Regions from separate parts of the Mus musculus genome. Here region 1 is linked to region 2. Evidence: chromatin loops called from intact Hi-C (ENCODE). Cell type or tissue: left cerebral cortex. All regions are shown on one strand. Each heading gives the region's core, and the rest is flanking DNA. Links, peaks and the distances in the headings are about the cores only.

Region 1 (10,442 bases), core at 1,691-9,690, 52 kb after region 2:
GGCAGGAAAGGGGCAACAAATTCTCTAGATCTGGAATTACAGATGGTTGCGAGCAGACATGTGGGTGCTGGGAAGTGAACTCGTCCTCGGGAAGAGCAGCCAGTGCTCTTAATCACTAACCCAGCAATCCAGCCATTGTTTAGATTTCAAGGAAGTTCAAATGTATATCTTCCTACATTTTAGTAGTAACTTTTAAAGCATACAGACTTACTTCTAAACTTTTAAACGATTCTGCTACAACTTCAATAGCTTTAATGCAACCCAACTTTATGATTTTAGAAGCAAAGACTTAACGATATTTTCCCTCATATTCTTCTGTATTTGCAAATAATAAAGCTGGCAAGATGTTCATTTTATGTTACAGTTAAAATGGTCAAAATAATATCATCCTATCTCTGAGAGTCAGTGTTGGATCCGAGAATGCGGCCAGCTTAGGAAAGCAAGCTGCAGTCTGCTGATTGGAAAGACGGGTCTCTAAAAAGCAAAGCGGGTAGGATAAACAGTATCAGACTGTTTATAAAGATGGTATAAATGATGTCCTTCCCCACAGGCAGAAAAGAAAAGAAGGGGGAGGAGAGGCGGGTCGACACCAAGCATAACAATTCTGAGCATACTCTGTCCTTTAAAGGTCTGGTTTCCATGCTAATGGCTACAGCTCTCCGCCAGAAAGGTGAGGTCGCACATAGTGACACAGAGGGTGGTGGCAAGGAGATGACAAAGAGATGCTTTGCAGACGCAACCGTGAATGTGCATGTTGAGAGCATGACTGTAAATATTAAGTGCATTTGTACGTTTCTATGGTTCCCTACGCTCTGGAGGGAGCCGAAGAAAGAATGGGAGAATATTCCAAGTCCTAAAAATCCAGAAGGGAGGAACTCGCCCCAGGAACTGAAGACTGTCTGTGTTCTACTTTAGGGGTACCCCAACTATCAGCTAATATTAGATATCTGAGTTCCCCAAACTCTCCTCCAACTCAGAGCTCCCAACACAGTGTAGGTGCCACCAAAGTACAAAGGGGAAAGGGGATGGAGGGATGCAGCCATGAGTGAAAGATGTGTGTGGAGGGATGTCCTAGCCGAAAGGAAACACTGCAGGCTGCCTCTTTGCTGCACGAACGACTGCACTAGGCTCAATCTGGCTTTGTTTTGTTGACTTTTAATCATCAAATTCTTCCATACTCCTGGGTTTGTCCCGCCCTTCATAAGAGATTGGTCTTTCACTAAAGACAGTGGCTTCCTCATCTGAGATGGGCTGGGGAAGCCTGCAGGTGCTAGGGATGAAGGAACGTGACACAAGAATGCATTCTGGTTTGGTGAGCAGCGAGGGGTCTCATCTTCTGGACCTTGAGTAGACCCTGCAGTGCATCCTGGGTTCACAGGTGCCCCCTAGAGGCTGACTTGAGGTAGTTCCAAGCTGATTGGTACCACTGGACCACTGGACCCTGCTCTGGGTGGCTGGCTCTCTCCCTCTGAAGGCTAGTCTCTTGTTTATTCCCTGAGTGCACAGGGCTCTAGTAGACAGGGCCCACAGCATCTCTAGAGGGAGGTGGCTCCCCAAGGCTAGACCCCTCTGACCAACCTGGTTCAGTGGACCAGATCCCCAGGGTACACTCCGGACACAAGCTTACAACAGCCAAATGTCTTCCCATCTGGCCATGACCATTTCGTAGACAGCTTCCCAGGCCTTTTAAGAACCAGAAGAGTGAGCCCAGAAAACGTTTCTTTCCATCACTGTGAGATCATTTTCTTCTAGCTCAGCGATTCTGCCCCTAAGCGGTAACCCCTATACCAGAATGTGGGCATTCTCCTTTCCTAGCAACCAGAGTCCTGTCGGGGACAGAACCGGGAGCTGAACTCTCTTCTGGATCGTTAGGACTCCACTGTTCTATCTTCTCTCCCACCCCTTTCATACAGTGGCATCTCTCTTTCTCTCCCCACCCTTCCTTTCTCACTCTCAAACTGCAGGCATTAATTAAACCCCTTCTAGAAAACAAGATTTTTTGCCAGCTGCAGGAATTCTGGCCAAACCTGAACAGAGACAGTCTGGGTGAGAAAGATAAGCTAATGACAACCAGGGCAGCACAGGTCCCCACAAACAAGTGGCACTCTGAATTCCAGCTGTCCCCAGATTCCCAAGAGAAGTGGATAGAGGCCCTACAGCAGGGACTCCGGGTATGTTCTTCCTCAAATTGGCCTTTCACATGACAAAAAGCTGGATTTTGCTTTCTCTGCCTAGCGAAAAACTACTCCTGATAGGCCAAAGCAATCCCCCCCCCCAACGCTGGACTCCCCCCCCCCCAGCAGAACTGTAAAACATACTGCCAGGAATGTACATGCAAGGGCACTCCAGGGCTGCCACGGTAACCAGGTCTGAGGTGGGTAGCACCCACCAGAGTGAGATCATCACAGCCTGAAGTGGGGAAGGTGGGGTTCTGCAAGGAACCCCCAACTCCTTACCAGCTTCCTCCATCAGCAGGCAGAGGTGGAGGATGTCCCAAGAAGCCAGGGCTACCAGGTGTGGTGGTACAAGTCTTTAATCCCAGCACTTGGGACCTGAGGTCAGCCTAGTGTACACGGAGTGCCAGGCCAGCCAGAATAAATGAATGAATGAATGAATGAATGAATGAATGAATGAATGAGAATGGTATGCAGAAGCTAGGTCCTCAGCCCAGGGTCTGCAGGATAAGTCTTGGTGGACTTTTCGCCTCTCAGTAGGCAGCCTTGAGGCCTCCCCAGAACTCCCATTATCCTCCCATTCCTATCTCTAGGGTGAAGAGAACTGTTTCGTTCTGTAAAAGTCTGGAATCTCCACTGAGGGACAGGTCCAGCTGTCAGAGCCTGACCTCGAAATTGAACGTTCTATCCCGTCTCTTCCCCTTCACACCCCGTCTTACCAGACAGAGAACTTGTCTCCAGCAGGAGAGACTTTAACATTTATATATATGTATATTCAGATCTGTTGGATTGAGAGATATTTTGAAAATACTACAGCCCAGTGGAAGGCATGGGTTGTGGGCTCAAGACAGATACATGAAGTTTGCTTTGTTTTTGTTTTTGTTTTTGTTTTTAAATAAACATTGAGTAACAGGCAGGGGCACCTGGCCAGGTCCTAAAGGTCACCCCAGCCCTGCAGGTATTCAATCCTAGCCAGAAGGACTCCTGAGAGCAGCCTATCACTGTGAGGACAGGAAGATTCATACAGGAAATTGAGAACACTCAGAAGGGCCCTACTGAGCCCCACTGTGTTCTTGGCTAATTACTTATCTATTCAATAGAAAAGGAATATTGAACTAATCACTACCAGAGCCATCAAAGAGAAACCACAGAGACAGGGCAGTCCTACAGCCCAGAGTGCTGTGCTCCAGGCGGTCCACGCTGCCACGGGTTCCCATCTGCAGCCTCCCAAGGTATCTGTGAGGGCAGGCTGGCCCAGAGCCAATCCTAAAAGAGAAATACCCTTTATATGTTCTTTCTCTGACTAGGCAATTAATTTAATCTAAGATTTAATGAAAGACCCCAGAAGGGAAGGGGTGAACGCACACGCTGGGCTGTCACCATGCCATCTCCACTTCTCTCCGGGGACCATGAGGCTTTCCAAGCCATCTGCTTTAAATCCTCTTCCCACAGATGTCACCACAGGGCACCAACACCTCTGAGGAGGGGGCTGGTGCCAAGCCCGACCGACAGTTCCAGAGGGTAGGCTGGGCTCATCACTGTCTAGTCCATAGTCAGGGTCCAGCCTGGGACTTGCCGCAAAGAGCAACAAATGTCCCTAAGCCATGGAACTCTCCCAGAGCCCCTCCTTGATCACTCACTCATCCCACATTTCCCTATCCACACCAGATCTGATCCAGATTCCTAACTGGTTTTTACCTGTTGAATGTTTAGGAAGCATCCTTGCCTTTCCACAAAGACACGGGCCCACCCTAGAGGGGACAGTTACGTTCCCAGAGCTGTGGTGAGAGAGTGGGGATGTGGCTCCATTTCCCCAGCATAGCTAAATCTTCCCCGATCCACAGGTACTACTGACAGCCAGTCACAGCAGCAAAGAAAACCTGCTCCATATTTGTGGGTAGCAAAGCCGGCTTCTTTTTAAGAAATCGCAACCTATCCAAGTTCACCAAGCAAAAGCAAGCAAAGAAGTAACCACACTGTCCTAAACAGAACACTGAGCAAGCATAACCTGCACGCGTGAAGTGGCCCTGGGCTGGGCCCAGGGTTCCTGCGCCGCAGGCAGCAGGTAGCTGGCGAAGCACCAGCCCCACCCCCGGGGCAGGCCCTGAAGTTGCAGCCCCTTTTTACCTGGACACTGCAGCTATGGGACAGCCGGGAGAAGGGGGACCCCGGAGCTCAGATTCCCGCTGAGTCGTTCAGCAGGAGCGCCTAGGCAGAATGGGACCCCGCTGGGGTGGCGGCGGGGACCGTAGGAGCAGAGCTGGGAGGGAGAGGCGAGCGGCAGGCAACCAGGAGGAGGTAGGCGTGGGAGGGCTTGAGGGAGAAAAGGGGGTGTGCGGGCAGGCTTCTAGGGTGCAGGGCTGAGAAAGGGGAGACGGATCGGAGGGCAGGGACCCCTCTCCAACGCGGGGAGGGTATGGGGAGAGGTGGCAACTGGGGAGCGCGTAGATAAGGGAAAGAGCTTGGTGGCAGGGCTCACACCCGCTGCTTGGAAGCCCGCCCCTGCCTCCGGATCTTGGCATCGCGGACACCTCTCCGGGGTCGCCCCCCAAGACCCTAGACACAAGCCCGCCTTGCGAGAAGCCTCACAACCGCTGGGACCCGGCGCGCACCACACTCACCGCCTACGGTCCCGGCCTCCGTCGCTGTGCGTAGGGATCTCCACCCGCAGCCAGCTCCTCCTGGCGGGAGTGCAGGCGGCGGTGGCGCGCGCAGGCCGCCAAACTCGGGGTTCCGCAGCGCCCCCTACCGGGACCGCCGGGTCCCTGCCCGGCCCGACGCGCTCAGGGCGCCCTGGAGCTCCGCCCCGCAGGCGGCCGTGCGGGACCAGCAGGCTGCGGCGACCCGCATCCCGGGCCTTGGAGGCACACATGGCCTGGAGTGTCCAAACAGTCATCCAGACAGGCTCCGGTCGCGCCGTCCGGGTCCGGGAAAGCGCGCGCACTCGGAGCGCACAGGGCCTATGCTCCTCCCTATGCCGGACTTAGGACCCGGGAGGGTGCCATGGCCCCAGGACACTGCCCTGGACCCGTCCCAGCCTTGGCTAGGGTGCTTTGTGACTGCGTGCCTAACTCCGCGCCGCGGATCTAGCTGCGGATGTGGGTCCTGCGGTGCCTCGTGGACTCAAAACTGGCATATCCTAGCCACCGTGCCACCTCCACCCAAGCGCCTGTCCCGCGCTTCTCTTCCGGCGCGGGCCACATCCGGCCTGTGTCTACTCTAGACCTGGCAGTAGTTTTGTCCCTAAAGGCCTGCAGGCATCCACCCTTGAGAGGTCGTGGCTGTGTCACGGGGGCGTTTCTGCATGACCCCAGGGCTGCCAGCCAAAGACCCGCGCAGCACTCGTTCTATAAAGCTGTGTTTGTGGGTCTTTTGTTGTTGTTGTTTCAAATGCTGTAAAAAAGGATCTCACCAACCACAATTGTGAGATTGCCTTTGTTGTCAGTTCTGGGACTACAGTGACACCCTTGTGCCTCTCTCAACTGCAAAAGAGGTGCGGTTTTGAGGGTAGCGCATCACTTGATTTTCCCTAACTCATTCGATAGTGACTAAATCAAAACACTTTATATTTTATCCATATTTTTACCTCCAATTTCTCCCCTCAAATCAGCTAGATTCTACTTCCCTAGCCTGCATTCCATTTACCCCCATGGTCCAGCCATCTGGAATGCCTTCTCTGTTCAATGCCTTGATGGCCAGCTGGCACTTGCCTGAGGACACTAGTTACTATCCCTCTCACCCAATTACCCAGGCTCAACACCACCTTCAGCCTGCTTATCCCTTCAGTACTAGCGACAGCTTTCTCCAATACGTGAGCATGAAATCTCACTCCCCGTTAAATTCCTACTTGGGCTGGCCCTCAAGGACCACCACAGTCCAGGCATCCTATCCAACACAGACTCTTCCTTCTCGCCACGGACTCTTGACAGTTCTGCTCTAATTCCAAGTTCCACTCCTTCACAAGTCACACAGGCTGCAGATGACAGACAACTCCATCCACACTAGCCCAAAGCAAAATACATACATACATACATACATACATACATACATACATACATACATACATACATCAGAAAAGGGGGTTAGGGCAGGGCTTGTCAGCTTCAGGCCTGGAACTTGACCCCAGATGCTCAGCTTTGCTTTCTCTCAAGTCTACTACCCTTTCAGGAACACGGGAGTCTCCAGCCGACGCAGGCTCGCAACTCTGCCTCCACCACAAACCCAGCCTCTCTCTGCAAACTACCCAGGCCTGATTTTGTTCTGGATGGAGCCCTTGTGGGTCTGTGCCACATCTTCTGTAACCCATAGGCGTATGTTCCCTTTCTTGGCTACTTACTTACCCTTCCCATGGGATATGTAGACAGTCTTAGGTTCAACATGACCACAAGAGGATGAAAGGTGACTCGGGCATCATTTCTCTACAAAAATTTGCCACTATCCCACTCGACTGGGGTATTCTCCACTATTCTTCTGGAAGTGGGAACAGGTCTCCTCTGCCTGAATCTTCCTCCACGCGGCACTTAGAGTTTCCATCGTTGCACCTTCCTACAATCCAGGTTAATACCGGATACCACGATCATCTTTCCCTCTTTCCTTCAACCTCTATTCCCTGAACACTTCGACATTTTTCCCACTCTGGAGAAAGCATTCCACCTCCTTTCCTGAGGGTCTTTAAGGGTTGAAGGGTTTCCAGGGAAGGGAAAAGGAGAGGTTCCTACAGGGGAGAATGGCAAGCCTCCCTCTGCAGTGATAAAATAGGGTATCTGTCTGAGGCAGCTGGAGCCACTTGGCTAATGGCTGGGGAGGCAGTGCCAACGAGTGTAGCTCCCAGATATCCTCAAGCAGGAAGCGGGAGCAGATTTCTCTCATGCCAGATACCAACATAATACTGGTTATCCAAATACATGATCCAAGTTATCCCCTACTATCCTCCAAGTGAAATAAAAATTCTATTTCTCTGGCCCTGGCAACCAAGAGAGTCCTGACTAGGACAAGCCCCCAACCCAGCACAGTGTCACACGCTCCTGAAAACAGTGCCTGTCACCTTCATTACTCATTTGCTAGAGCAGCGAACTGTGCCCCTGGATGACCATAAAACAGAGAACTAGCACGGTGCCAGGACTCACACCCTCCCCCTTGAACTGTTTGCTACAGGAAAACACCCACCATTTATTGAATGAAAGCTGAGCCCACCTGTCCTCTAAAAACATTGGGCAGCACCAAGTCTTGAATAGTCTACTAGGCAGCACACGCTGCCACATTGCCCCAGCATCCCTAGTTGGACTGGAGTAGCCATCAGCGGATGAACACCTTCAAGGCCATCTCACCCCTGGAGCAAAAAGCCTGCAAATATTTGCACAGCCTCCTTTGTCTGGGGACTTACAAAACCTGCTCCCTGTCCCCTCCCTTCTTACAGGGCCACATTGCCACAGGGTGCCTAGTCTGAGTTAACAAACCGCCATGCCAACGGTCTTCCTAGGGAGAAAAACAGGTTGCGTTATTTGAACCAGTTTCTACATTGCAAAGACCTGAATTGCTCACAATTCCGCCTTACTGCCAAATCTATTGACACCACAAAATATTTCTGTGCTGCCTACCACCATATTCAGATGGACAATATTATTTCCAAATTCTCTTCACCGTGGGTTTGGTTTTCTTTGGTGATAGCTAGAATGTCCATTCACTACAGGAATGTGGAGAAATACTAAGTGCTCAAATATTAAAGGTTAAGATAAAAAATTATTCAGGATAGATTTCTTGTTGATTCATAGAGCAGAGAGCATCAGACTGACTGGCATATTTATATTAAATGGAAATTGCCCTGTCTACCCCACATCTGCAACCCCAGCACCTTGGAGAGAGAAATACCTTGCAAAAGGTTAAAGGTCTGTTTCTTCGGTGGCTGCAGAGCTGCTGCCTAACACAAGCTCCTGGTTTAGAGAGGCAGACCCTCCCCCAGCTCCAGGGTGGTCTATCCTCATTTATGCATGCACGGTTCTTTGTCCCTACTACCAGCTGTGGTCCCTTCCCCCACCCCCAACAAGCTTATTATAAAAGCCCCTTCCCACTCCTGAGAGCAACGAAGGAGGGTGAACTCATTTTCCCATCTATCTGGGGGAAATTTAATTATAAAGTCAAATCTGGAAGAACAGAGCACAAAATAACCACATTAAATAAAGATAAAAGAGGGCTCTGAACCTGACTGTGAGCCAAAAGAAGAAGAAAAAATAATCACACAAAAAAAATTAGAGTAATTCAGTGAATCATAGATCTAAATACTCTTTTTTTGTCCTCTAGACTCTCAGCCCAACTGAAAGATCTCAGGACAACCAAAGCAAGCATTGAATGAACTCACAGGAATCACCTTTAGAAATCATAAAAAGAGAAGGACTGTGGCAAGCCGTGTATCAAAAACGGTCAAGTTTATAAAGTAAGCACTTTATAAAAGCCAGGCGAATGGACAGATGAACTGAGTCCTGCCTTCTCATTTTACAATAAGAAGCTATGCAGAAAGGAGAGATGAAGGACCCAGCAGAGATTTCTGAACTTTGTAGTGACATGAGCTACAGCAACTGGAATTGAGAGTCCATGAGAAAGACAGACCACAGAACTCCCCTAGGGCCCAAAGTAGCAAGATGGAAGCTAAAATAGTTAAAAATACTTGGTGTTGTTGCCAATTCATGCAGAAGTCTATGGCCAGAAGGAGAACTGAAGCCAAGAATAATCAACTTGCCCCAAAGTCACCCACCAAGTGGGCTGTGGAGATAGTGAGGGCTAGAATCCAGTCCTCTGGACACTTCAGGGCGCTTTCACTGGTCCTGGGTTTGCAGAATGAAAACAAAAACAAACAAACAAAAAAAGACAAAACATCACAGCAGCTCCACAGAGGAGTCAAACAAATTTGATTCGAAACTCTTCAAAAAACCAGATACGGAGCCACCGTGTGTCCAGGTCATTTATTATATGCTTGGGCACTGGCTGAGTTGGCCTCTGACATTCTTTGACCCCAGCCTTCTCTGTTGAGCAATAGACCAGAACGTTCGGGTGTTTATTCAGTGATTCAACTTGATGCACAGAGCACCACAGAATCTCAGGTCAAGAGCTGCACTGGTGCTCCCTGTCTGAGGGACAGCATTCCTCTGAGGGACAGCATTCCTGTTACCTCCCTTGGTCTGTATGCTAGAACCATGTGTCATGGTTTGAATATGAAGTACTGCCCCAAAGGATCATGTGCTGAGGTTTGGTCCCCAGTTGCTAGTGCTATTGGTGATTAGATCACGAGGGTCGGATGATTAACCCACTGAAGAGCTCATAATTGAATGGGCAATAAGGAGATGAGACCTAGATGGATGACATATGTCACTGAGGTGTGCCTTTGAAAGATAGATCTTTTCCTCAGACCATTCTTGCTCTCTTTGCTTCCTGGCCACCATGAGTTGAGCAATCTGGTTCTGCCACGTTTCCTTCTTCCCTGATCTTTGGCTTCTGTTTCTTTATGGCTCAGAAACAATGACCAGCCAACCACGGGCTGAAGCCTCTGAACCTGTGAGCGTAAATCACTTTTCCCTTTAAACTTTTTTTTTAATCACATTTTTCCAGGAAGAATGTTACACAAAAAGAGCTTAATGGATGATTCTTTTTTTTAAAAAAAAAGATTTATTTATTTATTTACTTATTTATCTTATGTATATGAGTACACTATAGCTGTGTTGTGAGCCATCATGTGGTTGCTAGGAATTGAACTCAGGACCTCTGCTCGCTCCAGTCCAAAAATATATTTATTGTTATATGTAAGTACACTGTATCTGTCTTCAGACACACCAGAAGAGGGCACAAGATCTCATTACGGATGGTTGTGAGCCACCACGTGGTTGCTGGATTTTGAACTCAGAACCTTTGGAAGAGCAGTCAGTGCTCTTAACCACTGAGCCATCTCTCCAGCCCTTAATGAGTGATCCTAATAGCCATTAGAAAAGTAAGAAACTTTTATGTCCCTCTACCAAAGGTAGTTAACCCAACAAGGGCCCATATTCTCTAAGCCCCTTCCCTATTTTGTGATGTGACTTTGTCCAAGCCTAGAGATTGCTCAGTGCTACTGGCTAGTCAGTATTAACGCCATACGCTGTGCTCTCACAAATGGCAAAACAGTTACCACCTGTGCTAGGATTAAAAGATGGAGGCCATCTTTGCCATGGCTGCTTGCTAACTCAGTCTGGGTTCTAGGGTACCCTTTTTGCAAAAAAGAAATGGCCTTGCTTGGTCACAAAT
Region 2 (10,442 bases), core at 1,335-9,334:
AGGAGACAGGAAGAAGCCATGCTCAAGTGTGGAAAGTAAGCTGGAAGTAGTCTGCCCAAGGGCAAGGAGGGCGGCTGATGAAGCTGGAATTAAAGGGCCAAGGGAGGTAGCTTTCAGGGTGTGGGCTCTGCCTCTGAATGAGGCCTTGTTTGAGATCACTTCCACAACAGCATGGCTATCACACCAGCTTGTTCTCATACACTCTGGCTGCCAGAAATCTCTACCGCCTCACCCCTCCTCCACTATGCTGGAAACCAGGAAACCAGGTTCCCCAGAACGGTGCAGTCTGAAGGACCCATTTTAGTGCTACACTCACTCCACTGAGCTAAGATTGAAAACCCCCAAATTGCCAAGTTGCTGAGCACCCCAGGCGACCTGGGCGGGTCTAACTGCTAATGAGCAGTTTCTCATTGGCTGCCAACTGACTCCCGCACAACCTTTGGTCTCTCAGAGTGGCTTCCCTTCTTATTCCCTCCCTACCTGTGATGGTTTGAATGAAAATGGCCCCCACAGCCCATAGGGAGTGGCACAATTGGGAGGTGTGGCCTTGTTGGAGTAGGTGTGGCTTGCTGGAGGAAACCGGTCAGGAGGAGTGGGCTTTAAGATTTCAGAAGTTCCTGAGTTCAAATCCCAGCAACCACATGGTGTCTCACAACCATCTGTAATGAGATCTGATGCCCTCTACTGGTGTGTCTGAAAGACAGCGACAGTGTACTCTTACTTATGGTATCTTAGATTCCAGTACCCTCTACTGGTATGTCTGAAGACAGCTACAGTGTACTTAGATATAATAATAAATAAATCTTAAAAATAAAAAAAGAAGAAGACCTTGATGTTCAAGCCAGGCCTAGTGACTTGTTCTCTCCTCCGGTTGCCTGGGGATACCAGATGTAGACCTCTTGGCTCCTTCTCTAGCACCATGTCTGCCTGCACCCTGCCATGCTTCCTGCCAAGATGACAATGAACTGAACCTCTGAACAGTAAGCCAGGCCTAATTAAATGTTTTCCTTATTTAGAGTTGTTGTGGGTCACGGTGTCTCTTCACAGCAATAAAACTAAGACAGTCTCATAAGCTGAGTTGTGGGTTGCTGGCTTAGGCCTCAATGCACTACCAAAGCCTCTTCCACTCCAGGTTTCCTTCTCTTCTTTCTGGGCTAAAGCAGTCACCTGTGCTGGCTTCCACTTGTGTGACTGACCCACCACCAGCACCTGGATTTCCAGACAGAAGTGGTTCCCTGAGAGCAGGATAGCCCATCTGCTGTGAAGTGGTTCCCAGAGAGCAGGATAGCCCACCTGCTGTGAAGTGGTTCCCTGAGAGCAGGATAGCCCACCTGCTGCGATGCCTGAGGTACCCACTTCCTGTTACCTTTCCAGTCAGACTGGTCCTAGTGTTACTCATGCATGCCCAGCTCTGTAAGCTGCAGGCCCACTGCTCTTTCTGGTCCTTCTATCTAGAATGTTCTCTCCCTAGGACTCTTCACAGGACTTCTCCACTGCACTTAAGTGACGGCTGGCGTGCTACCATGCAACCTGGCCCAGGAAAGGGGTATAACTCTAAAATTTGTTATGTAAGTGTTTGAAAGGACTGTTTTTCTTCTTGGGTGTAGAAAAGCATGCTCATCTTTATGAATGTAAATAGGGCATTTAAAAACACAGCATTCTCTCCCTCGGGGAGATGGCTCAATGGTTTAAGAGCACTGACTGCTCTTCCAGAGATCCTGAGTTCAATTCCCAGCATCCATCTGTAATGGGATCCAATGCCTTCTTCTGGTGTGTCTGAACTGAGCAACAGTTCATACATACATACATACATACATACATACATACATACATTTTAAAAACCATGGCACTCATGTGGTCAATACCTTCAATACTGACTAACTGTAATAGTACGAGGGTGAGATAGAACCTTTCTTAACACAGCGCATAGCAGTCAGGGAGCACCATCTTCCACTACACAGACAACGGGCCCAGCACTGTGCACAGGCACTCTAAGGAAGAGACATATATGGACACACCTAGCTCCCCACCCTCGAATCAGACATTCCCAACGACAGACCAAAGTAATGGGTACCTTCCAGGCCTTACTGCCTAGCAGGAAACCACAAAATTACTAATTTACGAGCCAAAAACAGCATCTGGGAAGGCAGCAGGCACTGCCAGGGTGGGGGCCCAGAGCAGGTCTACACACTGCATGCCTGCTCACTCCATCCCTAAGTACATGTTTGCAGTGATAAGACAAGCCTTACTGTGTTTAAGAATGGACTTAATTAAACAATGTTGAGTAGTGACTCCTTTCATCTGGTGTGTGTGTGTGTGTGTGTGTGTGTGTGTGTGTGTGTGCTGGAGCCAGAGATAGCCTGAGCCCCTGCGTCTGCCCTGTTCTTTCCTGTGCAAACAATACCCACAATAAGGTTTAATTTCTAAGGCATGAGGAGAGATTATAATGACTGATGATAACATACAGCAGGTTCCACAACACACTGCAACCATGTGAATGGAGTTTTCCATTCGATGTGGCTAGACCGTTGTACTAGGCTGTGCCAGAGGCAACTGAAATGGAGGAAAGAAAACTCAGTCGGAAGAAGAGGGCTGTTGCAGTTAAACATGTGCACTGTGTCTTTTCCACAGAGGACTCAGGGCAGCTCCTGTGAATGCAAAATGCACAGGAAGAGGAGCTCCCAAGGATGGAACTGGCTCCAGAGATGACCCACCTCAGGGAAAGCCTAGGGCAGTGTCTTTGTTAGGGTTTCCATTGCTGTGAGGAGTCGCCATGACCGAGGCAACTCTTATAAATGACAACATTTAACTGGGGCTGGCTTACAGGGTCTAAGGTTCAGTAGATTATCATATGAGAAACATGGCAACCTCCAGGCGGGCATGGGGCTGCAGGAGCTGAGAGTTCTACATCTTGTTCTGAAGGCAAACAAGAGGAGATTGGCTTCCAGGCAGCTAGGAGGGTTTCAAAGCTCACCTTCTCAGTGACACACTTCCTCCAACAAGGCCACACCTACTCCAACATGGCCCTACCTCCTAATAGTGCCACTCCCTGGGCCAAGCATATTCAAACCACCACAGGCATGGTGATCTCTAGGCTGCTGTGGGCGATGCCACATCACTGTGGATGAAGCTTCTGTGTGAACGAAGCCACATACTTACTTGTTCACGTCTTTATTTAAACACATAAGGTTGATTGACATAAGGAAGGCAGGACACCCCTTGTTCCAGGATGGAGTATGGTGCCTTGGAGAGGGGAAGGGATCCACCCAGCATCACAGGTTGGAAAGGCTTCAGGGATACAAAAGGCTCAACTCTATCGGCAGGGACATGGTGACAGGAACATACAACAGGCAATGTATCCTGTGGTCCCCACAGAGGTTACAAATTCATTCTGCAGCTATCAAGACCAAAAGCTGTCAGTCACTGGATCAGCTCTGGGTTGGCTCCGTGATTTGGGAGCAGTCAGGCCTGGGGATGGCAGAGCCGAGTCCCCTTGGCAAGATAAGCTGGAGGGTGCTCAGGTGACCCAGGCAAATAGGCCCCTTCTCTGGGAACAGCCATAGTGACCCCATAGTGGCTGCATGGGGGTCTGAGCTGCACCAGTTGGATTCCCCTGGTGGAAATGCAACTCCATGCAAGAGGAAGGAGACTAGAGCTAAGAAAATGAAGCATGTGACAGTCCACAAAGCCCCACAGCCACGCTGGCCCCATGTAGCACAGAAGCCCAGTGGCCCACGTTTCCTCAGGCTGTTCAAAGGACAACTAGCAGACAAGGGCAGAGCAGTACCAGCTGTAAACACAACACCCGGCTGTCCCCGGTGGAGGACAATGGCTCCTCTGAGCTGCCTTTCTCTGCTCTCCATCCACCATCCACGGGGTTAAAGTGCAGTATAACGAGCTGCCTCCATCCTTGCCCTGGCTCTACGCCAGCTGGGATGGCTTTTATACTAGACTTCCCTCACCTGTTCTGACATCCTTCCTATATGTTGTCCCCGTACCTCTACAGTGAGAGGTGGGTATTGTCAGTTCCCTAGACAGCCACAGAGTCACCTCAGTGTTTCGTATATGGGACGGATCGGGGTGGGGGGTGGGGCTGCTGTGCAGAAGAGGGAACTTCTAAAGAGGTCTTGAAGATACTGTGGAAGTGGGGTGGGCAGTAGCGGAGACACAGCTAACACAAAGCCATGAAGGAGGGGGTGCTGCGAGAAGTGGGGTGCTGGAGAGCAGAGACTCGCAGGGGAAAGTTTGAATGCCAGACTGGAGAGTGAGGGTTCCAGGGTGCTCATGGTCCCCTAACAGGAGACACTAGGGTACACATCTTGTTTACTCAATGCAGCAAGGAAAACATGGCCCCCCAGGCTGGCAGCAAAGTAGTGTCCAGCATAACAGAGAACACGCAAAACCTCACAGTCTTTCTACCTAAAATGCTTCGCTGACTACTCCCCAAACCCCAGGGGGTCTGGGACATCAAGAGTTATCTGAGACCCCACCCCACCCCCAGCTTCACATCCTCTGAGAGCAGCCCTGGCTGCGGGCAGGCAATCCACGTTGTCTCTATGGGGCTGGTCCTGCTTCTGCGTAGGCAGGCTGGCACCCCAGGAGCACTCCATCAAAACAACGTCTCCCCTGTTGGGCACTTCCCTACGCCTCACAGTCTCATTCAGTAAACGCTGCACTGGATGGATGCTACGCGCCCCCAGACACGCTGGCTACGGCCAAGGCATCATTTATTGCTAACTGCTTCTAATTTCCATGCACGCAATTTCCATCCTCCGTTCAATTATTTTTCATCCTAAGGGCTTTCAACTAAGACAGTGCTGCCTGTAATGTGTGAAAAATTAAATGGCTGAACATTATCTTACGCTCACAGGCCTCGGCAGCTGCGAGCATGCCCTCTCGGGCATCATCCGCGCCCCCCCACCCCCAGCTTTCATTTCCATTTTAGAGGTGGGGGGGGTGGGCTGAGCTCAGCTAGACCAAGGGATGGATTGGTGTGCCTGGTGCCTCCATGGAACCTCTCCGAGGGTGGAGGTGGGGTGGGGTGGGGGGTAACCCAGTGCTCACTCTTTCTCTTTTTTCTTGCTTGGAACATCAGAATTAGAGGCTGTGTCTCAGACTAAACAGGGCTCAGGCCTCAGTGCGTTTTCTGAGTTGCCTGAAACTGATACGCTCTCTGCTCTGGGACTGTCTTTGGCCCTCTTCTCCCAACCCAGATATTCTCTCCTGGAGAGAGAAGGGACGCCAAGACATACGCAACTTAAGACTTGGAAGCTCAGAAAGTTACAAGGCTCATAAGGCTCCGACCGAGATTTTAACAGCAGGAAATAACCACTAAGAGAGTGGGGGAGAGACAGTGTGACTAGGTCGAGCCACCCGCAAGCTGTGCGGGAGGCTACAGGGATGAAGCCTTCTGCGTGATCACCCATGCTGTGGTGGGCTTTTCAGTGAGGCAGTGGCCTCTGAGTCACCCGTGCTCCTCTAGGTAAACCCAGCTAAAGCTGGGTTTGGGTGGAGTCATTTTTCTGATCTGTCATCAGTGCCCTATCTGGGTTGAGTAGATGTTTGTGTCTCCCAAGGGAGTCACACAACAGCGTGCAATGCAAGACAGTGAACACTTTGAACAGTTGGTGCCCACCAAAGCGTAGCTCGCACCTCCCTCCCATAGTGCTCTGCTGCACGGAACACAGCAGAAGGCATGAAGACGACTCATAAAAGAAAAGTGCAGTTTACCTGCTAGCCACTAGAGTGCAGTCGATTTCTGGCCGCTTTGTTTTGGGAATGGCATACAGTGGGTACCTGTCCCCATGGCGAATGAACACATGAACGGAGACCAGCTTATAATGATGCGGGGCATGACCTGTGAGAGAGACACATCTTCTAGTCACCACACAACAAGCAAGTGTTTTAGCAAGGGCGTCTATGCCCAGGCTTGGGGGCTGAGGAGGTAGAACCCAGGGCAACCCAGAAATGGCAGAGCTGCTACTCAGGACCTTGACCTGTAGGGAAGGCTGCTGTGCTGGGTGGGTGATGCTGAAGAACCCCCACAAGCTGAGACAGAGGTTCATGGGAGGGGCTGACATGCCCCAGAGCCCCCAAAGTCATCAGCTGAAGGCCAGTGAGATGTGCACGTGGTGACTAATGTCTCATGTGCACAGACTGGGGGAGGCTCACAAAAATCCTAGCAACAGACTTCTGCTTTAAGTCCTTCGGGAAACACAGCAGGATACAAATGCACGCATCCCACACCACCCTATGATACACTTTGAGGAAAGTCAAACTTGATTCACATTCCTTTACAGCAAGACTTGTAGGCCCTGTGCACATGCTAAGCATACGGTAGATTTGCTCTGAGAAGCCGAGTTGCCAAAGGGATGGGCCAGCCTCAAGCCCTTGTCTGCCTTACCCACATCTCCTCACCAGACACCGAGCAGTGTGCTAAGACCAGGAGCTCATCCTAGGCACAGTGGCTGCAGAATTTGAGTCCAGGCCAGCCAGCTTCTTATCACTGTTTGATGCTGCTTAGAGAACTTTGTCCCCAGGATGTCTACTTGGGTCCTGAGGCCCAGGCTACCCAGACAGCGACAGGTCATACACTGGGTCTACCTTCCATGCTGTGCTCCGCTACGCTTGGAATGTTGCAGTACAGAAGAGCTTCATAAACCGGGTCTACGGTGGGAGGCTCTGTCACTGGGTCAGGCATGATCCTCTTTCGACTCTTGCTGCTTCCTCCATTCTTTGTGGCAGACACTGGGATCAAGTGGACTGCAAAGAAAGAAGAGTGACTAAAGGAGATGCTAGATCAGCTGTCGTGGCCACAGACGGCTGAATGTCACAGGGGTGCTCACTCCTTCAGTTAGGGTGGACCCTAGAGGAACTAGAAGTCAGCCTGGGTCTAACTGAGTGACAGACCCCCCTCAGCATGGGCCAGGATAACCTAGTCCTCACTCTCGAGTTACTGGAACTAACTGTGCACGAGGACACAGCCCCTCTTCTCAATAAGCTTTTAGCTCCCATAACTATATCGGGGGGGGGGGGGGTGATCACTGTCTACTGGCGCCTGTTAAGTGCTAAATGGAGTGTGTGTGTCACACCTCAATTAATACCATCCGACCACATTCCGTGCTCCCTAGAGCCCTATATTGGGAATCTGCTCACTAGTCCTCATGAGACTGCTTCACAGAGGAGAGCCTTGGACCCCTGACTGGCTCCTACTCATCTCCCTGGGCTGGCTCTCCCCAGTCGCCTGTGGGTGTCGAGTGTCATGCAATGTGTAATGGCTTGTCTACTCGGCATCCATCTTTCTATCAGTGAGCCCCGGGCCCTGTGGGAGACCGGCTAAGCTATCAGTGACAGTATTCACCTTGGCAGGGTGGACACGTGACCAGAATCCGTGAAGGCAGCGACAGGGCAACTGTAATGCTTTTTCCTTGTGACTGAGAGGGCCTCTCCCTGTTCAGGTTGGGGCTGTGCAGCCATCTGTCTGTCTGTCTGTCTGTCTGTCTGTCCACAGACAGCCTATCTCAGTAGTCCCCAGTCCTTCCACGACTGGGAAGTGGTTTTGCAGCATCACAGAGTTTCGAGAGACCCCCACGGTAGCAGTCACATTTGTAGCATTGACTAGGGTAGGTTATGCTTGCAAACAAGTGAGCCCACAAACCTGGTTAACTACTAAAGGTTTACCAACCACATAACAAAAATATATTCACAAATATTATGTAGATACACATACCCAAACAATGGCTGAAACAGAAACTAATCACTAGTCTACATCAGATTAAGTTCCCTAATTTCTTCTACATAAGTATCTGAAAGATTCCCTTGTCAAACAGATGTTATTTTTAAAAAAAAAAGATGAAAGACAATGAATACACTAAGAGAAAAACATTTGCAACATACATAACAAACAATGACTGATACCCCAAGTACAGAAGAACACTACAACTGAAGACTCAGTACAGGATACAAACAGGCAAAGTGCAAATACCAACACAACAAAACATGAACGAATGCGCAAGCTAGTAACTACAGAAAGGCAAGAGAAAATTACCAATGAGATCTATGCCCCGCCCCCCAGATTGAAAAAGAACACTTGAACAGTAACACCACAGGCACATAATGAAGTTGCACTGTTAGGAAGTGTGGCCTCGTTGAAGTAGGTGTGTCACTGGGGGGGGGGCTTTGAGGTTTCAGATGCTCAAGCCAGGCCCAGTGTCACTCTCTCTTCCTGGGGTCTTTCAGATATAGAACTCTCAGCTACCTCTCCAGCACCATGTCTGCATGCAGCCATGTCCACCATGATGACAATAGACTAAACCTCTGAAATTGTAAGCCAGCCCCAATTAAATGTTTGCCTTTATAAGAGTTGCTGTGGTCATGGTATCTCTTCACAGCAATAGAAACCCTAAGACATGGGTGGGTTGTTTGGTTTTGGCTCACAGTTTGAAGGATCAGCCCATCATGGAAGACATGGCCACAGAGGGAGCTGGTCACATCCCATCCCGTAACAGAAAGCAGAGATTGTCATATGTGCTCAACTAGATTTCTCCTCTTATTTGATGCAGACCTCAGCCCACAGAGTGCTACTACTCACATGTAGGGTGGGGTTTCCCTCTTCAATTAATCTAACCTCGATAATCACTCACATATATTCCCAAAGATTTGTTTCCATGGTGATTCTAAATTCCATCAAACTGGCAACAAAGATTAACCCTTACAACTCTACTCGATGTCCACTTGATATCCAAACACACCACCTGGAAGGCCAAACCTCTCTCTCCTTATTCTCAAAGACTCATTGCCACCTCACAATGCAAAATACATTCAGTCCAACTTCAAAGTCCCCATAATCTTTAATAGTTCCAACACTGTTTGAAAATCCAAAGTCCAAATATCACCTGGGACTCAGAGCAATCGTTTAACTGAACTCAAACAAAACAAGAAATAAGTTATATATTACAATGTACAGTGGCACAGAATACAATTCCAAAAGGGAAGAATTGTGATACAGCAAGGAATGAGCAGGCCAAAACAAGACTGAACTCGAACAAGACAACTGTAAATGCTGCCGCTCTGTATCCAGCGTCTGGAGTTCTGGATGGAATTGTCTGGGTTCCAAAGCTCTTCAGAGGCCACACCCCTCTGGCCCCACACACTGCAGCATCTCTCAAATGACATCCTATGGCTCTTATACCTCTTGGGAACTCCACTGCAAATTCAGCCTTACCTTCATGTTTCCTACAATGGCTTCCCAGGCTTCCCTGAAGGACTGGCCCTCAGGATGCCTTCCCTGCTGTTCCTGCACATTAAGGGGTTGTTCTTTCCTGGTGATGGCCCCTAACAATTGTAGCTGATTCTTGCTTCCCTCCCTCCTGACCAAACGTCAGGTTTCCCAGCTCTTCTCCCTTCCACTCATCGCTTCTCACTGTAGACCTGGATAGAAGCAATGAGCAGTAACCATGGCATAGCTTGAGTGTTACCCCACCTTGAGACTTCCTCTGGGAAACAAGTCAGCCCCTTGCTTTCAAATTCAACTCTACCGTAGTTCTCAGGACACAGGTAGAATGCAGCCAGACTCTCTGCCAGAATATAACATGACTACGACCCTAACCCAGCTCCTCATGGAGTCTTTGTTTCCCTCTGAGGCCTCCCTGAGCCAGGCCACCACTCTCAGCATCTCTCAGCACCCTGTATTCCAAGTTCTCACCAGAATAGTCACAGACTTTTCTATACAAAAGCAGTTCCAAAGGCCACAAGGTCATATTTATCCCAGCGATGGCCTCGTTTCTCAGTGCCGATTTTCTGTATTGGTTACATGTCTCATGGTTAGGACACAATATCTGACAGAAGCAAGTATGGAAGGTCCAAGCTATTTTGGCTTACAGTCAAAGGAGAGACATTCCATCATGGCAGAGGAGGCATGGTGGCAAGAGCAGAAGACCAGCAGGCCACACTGCATCCCCACTCAGGAAGCAGAGAGGAATCCATTCTTGTATCTATCACCCCTCTCTCCTTTTCCAGGACCCCAGACCGTGGAATTAGGTACTATCTACACTTAGGGTGGGTCTTTGTACCTCAATTAGCCGAGTCTAGATAGTAGCCCCTCACAGACTTGCCCTGAGATTTGATCCCATGGTGATTTTAAATCCTATCAAGTTGACAAGATTCACCATCACACGGAGTAGTCAGACATTTGTTCCCTAGGTGAGAACCCAGCAACGCATCAGATGTCCCACAATGCCACAGTGCGTTCCATCTGGGGAGCAGAAGGAACGCATGCCAACAAGTATTTTGTTTTCCTACAAATATCTGTGTGAATTTAGCATAAATATATTTATAGTAGTCACATGTTACGTGCATTCTATATGCGAAAGAACAAACATTTATTACCAGGTCTTAATAGACATAGACGTATTTGTAGGCTTTACTAAATAAAACAACAATAA

What was found. Hi-C counts contacts between places; a loop is a spot of excess contacts. Peaks named below come from ENCODE experiments on the same cell type or tissue, not always from the same donor. Only the 100,000 strongest peaks of a DNase experiment are listed, where the experiment ranks them.
Region 1: it touches region 2 in a loop (7-fold over the local background); 17 of 42 quality-filtered maps call a loop at or near these places.

What each region holds. Positions count from the first base shown.
Region 1 is chr9:96,884,564-96,895,005 of GRCm38, forward strand. Pxylp1 (2-phosphoxylose phosphatase 1) reads right to left here and starts at 4,911. Exons shown (of 6, transcript NM_001289647.1): 1 at 4,796-4,911. In left cerebral cortex, for the core only: a CTCF peak has its summit at 4,923 (motif pointing left); DNase peaks (open chromatin) are centred at 4,403, 4,891 and 5,253; H3K4me3 peaks cover 2,299 bases; H3K27ac peaks cover 1,431 bases.
Region 2 is chr9:96,833,356-96,843,797 of GRCm38, forward strand. Pxylp1 (2-phosphoxylose phosphatase 1) reads right to left here. Exons shown (of 6, transcript NM_001289647.1): 3 at 6,604-6,762; 4 at 5,731-5,857. Among named protein-coding and RNA genes, the nearest start is that of Pxylp1, 51 kb to the right of the region's middle. In left cerebral cortex, for the core only: a CTCF peak has its summit at 5,751; DNase peaks (open chromatin) are centred at 5,718 and 6,238; H3K27ac peaks cover 603 bases.